Regions from separate parts of the Homo sapiens genome. Here region 1 is linked to region 2. A link is a contact called in ENCODE Hi-C data. All regions are on one chromosome and are shown on one strand. Each heading gives the region's core, a stretch centred on a gene start or an enhancer-like site at or near the end of the contact. The rest is flanking DNA. Distances are from core to core; before and after follow the strand shown. Region 1 holds the start of MID1 (midline 1). Region 2 has its middle 83 kb from the start of CLCN4.

Region 1 (3,574 bases), core at 846-3,345, 380 kb after region 2:
TCCTCCCCTGTTCCATCCCACCCTCTTTCAAAGTTCTGAACAGGCCAAAAAAATTAGTAGACATACGTAGCTGTGAGATGAAAAGTTGCCCATTCATTAAATAACTAAGGAGTTCACTATATGTGTACTTGTACCCCTAAAATTTCAATACTGGGCTGTTTTCCAACTTCACGTAAATGCCACAACAAACTAGGCATGGGAAAAACCATTCCAAGCTGGGGGAAGCAAACCTTAGGCATAAGGCACGGAGACTGCCATGGTTCCTGAGGAATTGTGTGGGAACAGGGATTCTGGAAATTGAGCTCAGACACCACCGAGGAGAGGACAGGTGGCTCTGCACAGGATCAAATAACTTCTTTGTTCCAGCTAAGGACCTTTGTCAAAAATGTTTTGCGTTCCTCTTTTTCCTTTTCAATCCTTTCCAATTACCCTTCTCCTTCCTTTTCCTCATCCCACTTTAGTAGACATTAAAAGTATGAGGTTGGACTGTGAGTTTGCAGAACTTAAAGACGTCCTCCCCACAGTCCCTACCAAGGCAAGGGCAATTCATTGCAAGCAGACGGCACTTGCTCCTCCGCAAGTGTTTTTCTGCACTCACTGAAACTTGCCAAGCCTGCTTGCTGAGCGAACAAGCGAGGGGGCAAGAAGGCGGAGGGTTTGCGCTGACCATTCGAAGGGGGCTCTGCTTCATCTCCCAAGGCTGTGGGAAAGGGACAGAAAGTTCGAAACCCCTCCCCTGCGCTCTTAAATGGAAAGCTCACTTCCCCCAAAGTGTGCAGGGTGGCGAGCACCCAACCCACTTAGAAGAAAAAGTGAAGAGCTTTTCCGGTTGCGATACAGATGCTAACTTTCCCATCCAGATTTATTCAGAGCTGGTAAAAGCAATAGCATTCCTCTTGAAATCCCTGCCCTTCCAAGCCTATTGGCATGTTTTTCCAGCCTTGTTTTCTCCTTATATGAGTATTGTTCTTGATATTTAAATATTGACATAAAATTCTTCCATAACTTTGATTGAGTTGTAAATCACACCCTCTCCTTGGCTTCCTACATCCACTTTTTCTTTCCTTTTCTTGCTTAACAGCAAAGCTATAAACCTCTTCCTGGACTGATAAGGAATTTTATCATCATGCCCCAGAGCCACAGAAGAAGCTGTTGGTTTAGAATTCTTTTCAAAGACTCATTTAAGTAATCCCCCAGCCCTTTCTCCGCTCACTACTTTCAGGGCTGCCTTCTCACGTCCAGAAGCAATACAGTTTCCAAACTGCTAGAACAGAAAAACAAATTTGCATTTTTCTGGAAGGACTGTCTGTGCTCATTTCAAGCTGGTTCCGCCTTCTCCGCCAGAAACACAGTAAGTGCTCAGAATGCGAAACCAAAATGAGATAAGAGGCCCCGTGAAATTCTTTTTCAGGACATTCAGCTGTCTTTATTCTAGCCCAAAGCATAGGGTAGAGGCACTAAAAGCTCGAGATACATCCTGCACGATACATTCCAGCGGCCGCAAACTGGAATTGATTTACATATATTCTACAAACTGCTTGTAAGCCCTTTACAACGACTGCCTGACATCAACCACAATTAGAGGCAAAAGTGGGGGCGGGTGGCGAGGACCAGACCGGGGTGGCTCAGGTAAAATGTGCTTCTTTGGTTGTCTTAGGAAAATGCAGCCCCGTCTTTCCGCCAAACGCATCGACTACGGCCAGGCGCCTGCTAACCCAGCAAGCTCTCCGCAGTAACACGTCGCAGGGGTCCCGGGCGGCGCCCGCCCCCTCCGCCGCCAGCGCAACCGCCTGAGCTTACCTGCCTCATGTTTAGAATCCCATGACCCATCCGGCAGGGAGCGAGCTGCATCGGAGCCCGCGTCGCAGTCTTCAGAGCGGAAACACCGAACCCGACAGGAGCCCGCAAGACAAAAGCAACCCGGCGAAATCTACGGGCAGCAAAGAGCACGTTTTCGTCCTCTTTTTCTTTGATCTGTTGCTACACGCACTCTGCTCGAGACAATGTCAAGTTTCTCAACCTTTTCTCCCCCAGCCTATGAAAAGTCGGTCGCAGGGAAGCGAGGACCGCCTGGCTCTTATTTCAAATCAGTTCTCAGAGACGTTGTAGGTGGCTGGCTTGGGCCGCGGAGGAGCTTCGCCAATCAGAAGCAAGGGGGTGGGTCCTGGGAGCCAGAAAGGCTGCCTCCGCGAGGATTAGGGGCGCTTTCGGGATTCAAATGACTGGAAGCAGCTGGAAACAATGTCCAAAGCTCCAAAAGTAAAGGATGAGTTCTATTCTTATCTAACAGCTCTAGTTCTGCTAAAAGCTTAACTAGCTAAGGGCCTTAAATCCTTGCATTTTAAGAGCTCCCTAACAGCATTAAAACATTTGGAAGGTGCAAAATTATTTCAGCCAGAAAAGTTCAACACTCAGGACCCAAGGGTATTTTTAAAAGGATATCTTGCACTGAAGCCCTACTTTTGCAAAAGACTGGAAAGGAAACCAAATTGTTATGAGTAACACCTTAACTAAAACGAACAATCCAGAAAGGAGGGTGTTACCTACCTCATCTGCATATAGATTAACTGTATATTCAATTTAAGAAAAATAAATCTTAATGGGAACGTGCACACAATTTTTTTGAAATGCAGCAAATGAACAAGAATCTTTACCTACTGAAGGCCCGAGGCATAATTTCAAATAACACTATTGTCATAGAACAATACACACTGACATTTTGTTCAGAAAAAAAAAAATTTAGTGCATCCACCTTTCTCTATGGTTTGGCTTCCCTACAGGGTTGATCTGTTGAACTTATTAACAGGGACAAGCTGGACATCACCTTGGCAGGATTGCAGGAGAGCTGGAGAAGTAGTTGGCTTCTTAGAAACAAACTCAGACCAAAAAAAATTTCCAAAGTTTGCTTTCTTAACTCCATATAAGCAATAACTTTTTTCAACTCTTAGCCAACATGATTTTAATGTAAATCTACCTTCTGGATTTCAAGAAAGTGCAAGTTGAGCAAAGAGTACTTTGTGTAGAACTAATGGCATATTTTCCCCCAAGAAATGACCGCAATTTTGTGACGATAATTCAATAAAGATTTTAAATGTGTTGGTATCAGAGGAAAAAAAATTACTTAGCAAATAATGCATTGGTGGCTTCAGGAGTGTCAGCTGCATGGGTTCAATACATGTGAGCTCTGCCCAGTTCTGTGAAAATTTGGTGGTCCGATAACTGGGCCTGGAAGCCCATAACGCTAGCCCCCTGCCTGAGTAGCCTAAGGAGCCACCTAGTGACACAAACTGACTTCAGTCCACTTCTTGTACTTTTCCTTGAGAGCCCTTCATATGATGGAGTTCAGGATTTCTCAATCTCAGCACTATTGACATTTTGGGCAGGATAATTCTTTGTCGTGAGGGCTGTCCTGTGCACTGTAAGATGTGTAGCAGCATCCCTGGATTCTGCACACTAGATGCCAGTAGCACCCCCACAATCGTGATGACCAATAATGTCTCCAGACATTACCAAATGTCTCCTGGGTGATGAAATCACGCTTTGAAAGGGTGGTTCTTAAACTTGAGGGTGCAAG
Region 2 (3,754 bases), core at 222-2,721:
GGCCTAGCCTGCTGGGGGCCCACCAGGGGTGGATGGCTGCAGCCTTGGGATGGGAGTGGGGGTATTTGAAGTTGGGTTTGTTTTCCCTTTGGGAGGAGGGTAGACACAGCAGATGCTTCAGGGTCTTGAAGGACCAGGTAAAGTTCTGGAATTCAGAGGAGTGACATGATTTGACTTGTGTTGTCCACAAACCATTCTGGCTGTTGGACAGCAAGACTGGAAGCCAGGGCTCCGGTTAGGAGTCTATTGCAGATACGCCAGGTGCGGTGGCTCATGCCTGTAATCCCAGCACTTTGGGAGGCCAAGGCAGGCAGATCACTTGAGGTCAGGAGTTTGAGACGAGCCTGGCCAACATGGCGAAACCCTGTCTCTACTAAAAAAATACAAAAACAAGCCAGGTGTGGTGGCAGGCGCCTGTAATCCCAGCTACTCGGGAGGCTGAGGCAGAAGAATCGCTTGAACCTGGGAGGCAGAGGTTACAGTGAGCTGAGATCGTGCCACTGCACTCCAGCCTGGGCAACAGAGCGAGACTCCATTTCAAAAAAAAAAAAAGGGTCTATTGCAAATAGGTGAGTGATGATGGGGGCTTGCCCCAGAAAAATTCTTGAATTCCAGTTATACAGTTGCCCCTCAGTATCTGTGGGGGATTGCTTTCAGGACCCCCCATAGATTCCAAAATCCATGACGCTTAAGCCCCTTATATAAAATGTTGTATTATTTGCATATGGCCCACGTACATCCTCCTGTCTGCTTTAAACGTTCTCTAGATTACTTAGAATACCTAGTTCAATGTAATGCTATGTAAATAGTTGTTACACTGCATTGTCTATGGAATAGTGACAAGAAAAAAGTCTGTACATGTTCAGTACAGATGCAACCATCCATTTTTTTTCCTGAATATTTTCAATCCACAGTTGAATCCACAGATGCAGAATCCATGGATACAGAGGGCAAACTGTATTTCCAAGGTAGAGCCAACAGATTTGCTGATGGACTGGTTATAAAATGGTACAACCAAGTTGCCACTTACTGAGATGGGCTAGACTAGGTGAGGAGCTCCCTTTTGGAAATGCTACATGAGAGATGTCTCTTAGACATTCAAGTTTGGAGCTCAGTGGAATCATTAAGTTTTGAGATATAAATCAAGCCATTGGCATATCGGTGGCATTTAAAGCCATGCCTGGAAACTTTTGTGGTCTCATGATATCCTAAAAGCAAACAGGAGAATCTTTTTTTTTTTTTTTTTTTTTTTTTTTTTTTTTTTTTTTGAGATGGAGTCTCACCCTGTCACCCAGGCTGGAGTGTGGTGGCATGATCTTGGCTCACTGCAGTCTCCGCCTCCTGGGTTCAAGCGATTCTCCTGTCTCATCCTCCTTAGTAACTAGGATTACAGCTGCATACCATCACGCCCGGCTAATTTTCCATATTTTTGGTAGAGACAGGGTTTCACCATGTTGGCCAGGCTGGTCTCGAATTTCTGACCTCAAGTGATTCACCCGCCTCGGCCTCCCAAAGGGCTGGGATTACAGGCATGAGTCACCGCACCCAGCCAGAATATTCTTCCAACAGAATTTCAATATTGAGTTTTCAGGGAGTCACACCAATGTCACAGGCCGATAGGACTGCACTTGAGTTCCGGCTCCATTGAGTCCTGGCTCCGTGTGCCATTGTCAAAGGGACTGAACTTCTCTGAGCCTGAGTTTCCTCATCTCTGTAGAGTGAGCTACTGCTCTTGCCACAGCAGCATGGCTGTGAGAATTAAATGAGGTAATTGCTGTACAGTACTTGGCATGGAATATGACCAGGCAAATGGTAGACATTATCATCTAAAGCTCAGTAGCTTTAGTTGGAAATACTTCAATTAATTGTGTGTTGTTAAAGGACATATAACACTTTAGTTTAATTATAAGGCCACAGAAAGTAAACGCAGATCAGACTAGCCAAATGCTTTTTTCCCAGTCCCTGCAGTCATTTTTCCAAAAAACAAAACAAAACAAAGCAACAACTCAGATCTCTTAAGGGATATATTTAGAAAAAAAAATCTGTCTCCAAATTAATGGGAAATTATAGAAAGGAAGCTACTTGGTAGAAAATTCCATTTCTCTGTACCTTTATATTGGCTTGAAGAGCAGAAAAGCATCAGTATGCATGGATACTGAACTATGAATTGATTACTTTGAAATTTGGAGCAAGAATTCATGGAACACAAGAAAGTGTATAGCTTGCTTATTTTCAGGCAACCTAAAACTCAATACCCTCTGCACTTCCAGACAAAGAAAAATCTCTCCAGCATGGTGTTAATGTAGAAATGAGTCTGTTAGTAAAACTCATGAAAGAACAGCGTTTTGTGGGCCTTGGACATTTCCGGTCACCATGATGTTGTTAAAAACCAGAGGGGGAGAATGAACAAATAGAATTTGTCTGAAAAGTGACAGCCCATCAGTTTTAATTCTGGAGGCTTAGCTAGAGCTAACCAGGATGGCCTTGCAAATAAAAGTCTGGGTCATGCATGGGTTTCCTGGGCTTTCATGGGTTGAGAAAGGACTAGAAACGTCCATCTCCATCAATTTCCATCAGGACCAGTGTGCTTCAGCTGAGCACGGGGTGCCTGGACTGCCCATTGTTAAAGCTCTTCCCCAGTTCATTGGTGGTCAATTGGCCAGAAAGAAGCTACCATATGTGAAGGCAGATAGGGAGCATCTATTTCTGGCTGTTCCTCAACATTGCATTTCATTAAAGACATGTTTTTTCTTTCTGAATGAGCAATAAGCAGAGAGCACCTTGTGGGGATTTCCAAACCCCTTTAGTCAGGGCTTGGCTCACAGAACGAAGGGAGCAATTGATGTGTGATTCCAGCGCTTGTTATGGAACACATATTTCAAAGATGAAACAGCCTTCCTCAATCCAAACAGACTCTCTCAGAGAAATTGAAAACACATCCATAAATTCTCGTCCCACAGGCTCCTAACAGGTTGGATCCAGGGGATGCTCGCTGGTAGAACATTCCTTCCTTCTGCAGAACTCCATGTTCATTTCACACACACTCACTCTCTCAGGGCTTCCACCTGTTTCCAGTTGATACGAACCCAAGTGGAAATTGGGGCGGGCTAGCTCCCTTTTGATGAAACAGGTTTCCTTTTCTTACATTTCTCAAACTTTAGCCTCTCCCCAGAAAGACATTTCTAGGAATGGCTGCTGAGTGGTTTACATGATCAGCAAGGAACTTTCTCCAGGGAGTGGCCAAGCCAAGTTGCTCCATGGGGCAGGAGTCTCCACTGGTTATTAAAGAGCTAGGGAGAGGCCAGGTGTGGTGGCTCATGCCTGTAATCTCAGTGCTTTGGTAGGCTGTGGTGGTTGAGGATTGCTTGAGGCTAGGAGTTCAAGACCAGCCTGGGCAACACAGACCCCCATCTCTACAAAAAAATTTTAAAAAATTAGCCAGGTATGGTGGTGAGCACTGGTAGTCCTAGCCACTTGAGAGGCTGAGGTGAAAGGATCGCTTGAGCCCAGGAGTTTGAGGCTGCAGCGAGCTATGATTGCACCACTGCACTCCAGCCTGGGCAACAGAGCGAGACTCTGTCTCAGAAAAAAAAAAAAATGCTGGGGAGAAAGAGCAGGACGGCATTCAGTGGAGATGATTTCCCAAAGTGCCTCCAGGGTACAGTGTCTGCAGGATGCTGCCAGGTGCCAGAGGAAGGGTGGATCTGTGGTTAACTAAGTTGGTGGCTAGAGCGTGAGGGTCCATGAAGTCTTT

What was found. A loop is a pair of places that touch in the nucleus more often than their neighbours do. Pooled maps may share reads with other maps.
Region 1: a map of HCT116 shows a loop between it and region 2 (2.0-fold over the local background). The contact joins the promoter of MID1 here to the enhancer-like site in region 2. A Hi-C loop is called at or near these places in 2 of 168 maps with a recorded cell type or tissue (HCT116 and posterior cingulate gyrus) and 5 of 50 pooled maps.

The regions. Positions count from the first base shown.
Region 1 is chrX:10,618,490-10,622,063 of GRCh38, forward strand. It overlaps MID1 (midline 1), which reads right to left and starts at 2,096. Exons shown (of 10, transcript NM_000381.4): 1 at 1,801-2,096. LOC124905245 (a long non-coding RNA gene) reads left to right here and starts at 1,212. Exons shown (of 2, transcript XR_007068391.1): 1 at 1,212-1,351; 2 at 1,658-3,574.
Region 2 is chrX:10,238,285-10,242,038 of GRCh38, forward strand. No RefSeq gene overlaps it. Among named protein-coding and RNA genes, the nearest start is that of CLCN4, 83 kb to the left of the region's middle. Within about 2 kb of position 1,472, at least 2 of the 41 ENCODE cell types and tissues checked have a DNase peak (open chromatin) inside an H3K27ac peak, as active enhancers do.